Linked DNA regions of Homo sapiens: region 1 is linked to region 2. A link is an interaction called in ENCODE POLR2A ChIA-PET data of the cell type or tissue named here. Cell type or tissue: CD4-positive, alpha-beta T cell. All regions are shown on one strand. Region 1 overlaps INPP4B (inositol polyphosphate-4-phosphatase type II B). Region 2 overlaps INPP4B (inositol polyphosphate-4-phosphatase type II B).

What was found. Peaks named below come from ENCODE experiments on the same cell type or tissue, not always from the same donor. Only the 100,000 strongest peaks of a DNase experiment are listed, where the experiment ranks them.
Region 1: POLR2A ChIA-PET joins it to region 2 with 6 read pairs; 2 of 35 experiments call an interaction of 5 or more read pairs at or near these places.

Annotation. Positions count from the first base shown.
Region 1 is chr4:142,485,489-142,487,988 of GRCh38, reverse strand. All of the region lies in intron 2 of INPP4B (inositol polyphosphate-4-phosphatase type II B), which reads left to right. Among named protein-coding and RNA genes, the nearest start is that of INPP4B, 360 kb to the left of the region's middle. In CD4-positive, alpha-beta T cell, no CTCF peak of the experiment used is centred here; no DNase peak of the experiment used is centred here.
Region 2 is chr4:142,263,999-142,266,498 of GRCh38, reverse strand. The region is part of intron 10 of INPP4B (inositol polyphosphate-4-phosphatase type II B); the gene reads left to right. Among named protein-coding and RNA genes, the nearest start is that of INPP4B, 580 kb to the left of the region's middle. In CD4-positive, alpha-beta T cell, no CTCF peak of the experiment used is centred here; no DNase peak of the experiment used is centred here; H3K27ac peaks cover 455 bases.

The sequences.
Region 1 (2,500 bases), 220 kb before region 2:
GATCAGAAACAGGTTGTGTCTGCTTTCTATTCAACATTGTACTGAAATCCTAATCAATGCAAAAAGATGAGAAAAAGAAGTAAAAGCCATCACAATTCCAAAGGAATAAGTAAAACTGTCTTTATTCACAGAATATATGTGTTTGCAGAAAATCTTGACAAATCAAAAAGGCAACTAAAAGTAATATGTGCGTATATAAAGACCATAGGATGCAAGGCCAATTTTATACAAATGTATTTCTGTATTCATGCAGAAACAATCTGCAAATAAATTTTAGATTAATTGTTTATAATAACATCCCCCAAACGTAAAATACTCTGGGAAATTAATAAACATGTGCAAGATTTCTACAGTGAAAACTATAAAATGTTGCTTAGAGAATTTAAGATTTTTATTTCATGTTTAATCCATGGACTAAGAAACTCAATTTTATTAGTTCTCCAAAAATTGATATATAAATTTAATGTAATTTCAATCAAAATACTGACAGATTTTGGGGGGCTAGGGTAGAAATTGACAAGCTAATACTAAATTTATATAGAAATCCACAGGATCAAGAATAGACAAACGTTTTGAAGAAGAACAAAGTTAGGGAATTTGTATTCTCTACTTTCAAATTTTACTATAATGCTTCTGTAATCCAGACATTGTGGTACTAGCATAATGTATTAGTCCATTTTTACACTGCTCATAAACACATACCTGAGACTGGGCAATTTACAAAAGAAAGAGGTTTATTGGACTTACAGTTCCATATGGCTGGGGAGGCTTCACAATCATGTTAGAAAGCAAGGAGGAGCTAGTCACATCCTTGCTGCCTGGATGGCAGCAGGCAAAGAGAGAGCTTGTGCAGAGAAACTCCCGTTTTTAAAACCATCAGATCTCATGAGACTTATTCACTATCATGAGAATATCACAGGAAAGACCCACCCCCGTGATTCAATCTTCTTTCACCGGGTCCCTCCCAAAACACGTGGGAATTATGGGAGCTACAAGATGAGATTTGGGAGGGGACACAGAGCCAAACCATACCACGTAAGTATAGACAAATCAGTCAGTAGTCCAAAATACAATGTCCACAAGAGACCTGTATATAGTGGTCAGTTGATTTTTGCATAGGCATCAAGGCATTTACTGAGGAAATTCTTAGCAATAAATATTTTTAGAACAACTGGATAAACCTATGCAACAAAATGAACACCAGCTTTTATTCTCACTAGATAAATTATTTTCCAAATTGCAAGAGCTAAAATATAAAACTTTAAAAAAGAAAACAAAATAGACTATTTTTCTAATGCTGTACAGCAAATAATTTCTAACATATGACTTAAAAAGCACAAACCGTAAGTGGAAAACTGATAAATTAGAGTTTCTATATATAAAAAACTTCTGATTTTTGAAAGAAACCATTAAGAAAATTAAATGGCAAGCCACAGATTAGGAGAAAATATTTCTGACAAAAATATATATTTGACAAAAGATTGTATCCAGAATATAATAGTGACTCCTATCCCACAATAATAGAAAATAAACTTCCTAGTTAAAAAAAGATTTGAATAGTTCTCAAATAAAGATGTAACAAATGGGTGATAAGCATGATGAAAATGCTTAAAACTAAAAGTCACAAGAAAAAGCAAATTAAAGCCACAGTTACAACTACATATGGATGGAATATCTAAGATTAAGAAGTCTAAATGTTGGTGAGAATGTAGAACAAATGGAATTCTTATACTTTGCTAGTGGGAGTAGAAAATGGTACACCACTTTGGAAATTCCTAAATCTTGGTAGTTAGTTTATTGGAATATAAGTTTATTTCTTTTCATATAAATTCCAATCTGGCTATTGCTGGTAGCTAGAAGGCTTTCTATATAGTCACACAGGGATCTAGGATCCTTTCCTCTTGTGAATCGGCACTTCTTGTCTTCCTCATTCAGCTAATGGAGAGGGAAGGAGAACATGGAGGATAGTATAGAGGGGTTTTGTAGGCCAGACCCAGAATAAATGTATGTAACATCTACCTGCACTCTGTCAGCCAGATCTCAGTCACCTAATTGCACAGAAGGCTGGGAAGCATTGTTTACATGTGTGTAAAGGAGCAAAGGGGAAAGGATTTGGTGACTGGCCAATCGTAGCCTTATTCGTAGTGCTATTTAATAATGGGTGTATGTGGGAGGTAATTTGTATAATGAGAACACTAGTTTATGCGTGTAATTACCAGTTCTAGTAGTAAATTCATGTTACCTTGGACAAGAAATTTTTTAAATGGTAGATTAAGAGCATAGCTTAGAGTCACATTTGTTCAGTTCCTTATTTCTTAACCTGAGCCTTTAATTAAACCAGTTTGTGCAATGGATCTTACAAAACAGGAAGCTATTTATGTATTTTCTAGTTCTTAGAGATTAAACTTTTACTTCCGTAAAGTAGAAGTCATAATATTTGCCCATATTCATACTAGTTTTGTCCTGAAGATCAAAGTAGATAGAGTCTCTGAACTATCAA
Region 2 (2,500 bases):
GTAACAAATTATTAACTTTACAAAAATATCAAATATTTTCTTTCAATTTTTTTTTCTTTTTCCCAGAATAGGCTAGGGTCTTCTCTGCTACCCTAAACCTTGTTCTTCTCTGTTACTCTCCCTTCTCCTTGGAATATATCCCACATTATAAAAATATTTTAAGAAGGCCCAAGGTTTAAATCAGGTTATTAACTAATATCAGGGCCATGGTAAAGTTTTGGAGCAGACTTTCTTGAGTTTGTGCATTCGAAACCCTGTCTTAGGGCTGGATCCCTTCATTCCATCCTTGTTTGTTTTGTAGTTCTATATAAGACTCATCTTTGTCACTATCACATGAACACTTGCATCAAGATCAAGGAAGGAGGATTCGGAAGCTAAACTGGGGACACAGAGCAGAAATAGGCAGATAATTATGCCTAGACCTGTAACTGTGTACCAGGAGACCAGTAGCAGAAACACTTCCCATTTCAAAGTAGAGCTCCTTTCTCTGATTCTAAATATATTACCAGCCACTTTTCCACTTTCCTCAAAACTAGCCCACCTTTTGACTCCAGACTATGTCACTATAGTATAAGGTAGTGGAAATTAAATTATACTCTTTTCATAAATGGAGAACTTGATACCTAGAGATATGCCCCCACCCAAATCCTACATAGTGTTTCTGGCTTAGGAACATGAACTTTAAAAAGACTTAACTGAGCTGTTCCAGAAATAGGAGGTGGCAGTGGCAATACACACCGTGTGTGAGTCATAAGCTGACTAAAATGGTAAACACATCAAACATTTTGGCATCAGCTCTGCCCTGTCTGGATTATTTGTAAACCTTGACCTTTTTTGCAAATTTTTGATAAAGTAACTGTAAACTCTCTTAGCAATCTTTAAGAATATCGATGTTTGAGATATATAGTAAGGCCCAACATGCATGATATTTATTGTGTAAATAACTTTATCTCAGCGTTTTTCAAAGTGTGGTTAGAATCACCTAGAGTGCTTTTTAGAACTGCAAATGCATGGACCCTTGTACATCTGCTAAATAAAAATCCATAGAAAATCAATTAATATTATCTGTTACTAACGGTGATTTAAGACATGAATGACTATCATTATGGAAAGAGAAAGTAACTGAAATAGAAGTTATTCCTAAAATAACATTGCTTTCACTGGTTTGCATGAGCTAGGGACAAAGGAATGAAACTTCTATTAGCACCATAGTCATGTGCCATGAAAGTGACACATGTTATCTAATGTAGACGTAAATAAGAGAGTGATACTGATATTGCTCAGCTTGGGCTGTCATGACAAAATACCATAAACTGTATGGCTTAAACAACAGGAATTTATTTTCTCACGGTTCTGGAAGCTAGGAAGTCCCAGATCAAGGTGCCAGCCTGTTCAGTTCCTGGTGAGGGCTTTTTACTTGGCTTGCAGATGGCTGCCTTCTTGCTACCTTCTCAGATGGTCTATCTTCTGTGTATAAGCAGGAAGGGGAAGTGGGGGAGGGAGAGAGAGGGAGAGAGAGGGAGAGAGAGAGAGAGAAAGAGAGAGGAAAGGAGAAAGGAAGGGAGAGAGGGAGTGTTTTGGTATCTTCTCCTTTTCTCGTAAGAATACCAGCCCTGTAGTATTAAGACCCCATCTTTATGACCTCTTTTAATCTTAGTTACCTCCATAATATAGGCCCTTATCTCCAAATATGGTCATATTGGAGGCTGGGGCCTCAACATATGAACTTTGGAAGACACAGTTCAGTCCATAACAGTACCTTTATATAAAATACTACATTTTAATCTTGAGTCTTAAATTCCAGAGCATGGAATAAAATATAAGTGAAAATCCAAACTCTTTCTTCTCACATACGTTTGCTTTCTTTTTCTTGTTTCCATAAATCATATTATGAACACATATTTATTATCAAGGGAAGATTGCTCAGAGGTCATTTACCATATTAGATTGTTTCAAACTTCAATATATACACACATAGAAATAGAAGATAAAGCATTAAAACCACATAGTAGTAGAAAGAAAAAATTACAAGAGAAATACTAAAATTGTCTTTTTTCGAAACTAGCATAGTAGATGAATGTTGCATTATGTATCCAAAACATTTTTTCTTTTATTGGAGTCACCTTTGACTCCTTTCTGCCTCTCATAAACTCACAGTTAGTATGTCAGCAAATCCTGTTGACTGCACCTTTTAATTGAAACCAGAATTTAACAACTTTTGGCCCTTTCACTGCTACCAATGTTGTCTATCACCTGGATGTTTACAGTAATGACTTAAAAGTCTCCCTGATTTTTTCCTTTTCTCTCCCTGATCTGCCACCACATGTCACTATATCAGTCTATTTTCAACAGAGCAACAAAGCGACCCTATTTAAATGAAACTTAGGACATGTCTTTCCTCTCACAGCTTCTCAACTCTCTGAAAGTATAAACTCAAAGCCCTTCAGTGACCAAACACAGTCTTACAGGAGTCTCCCCGTCCCAACCCTGGGAACTTCAT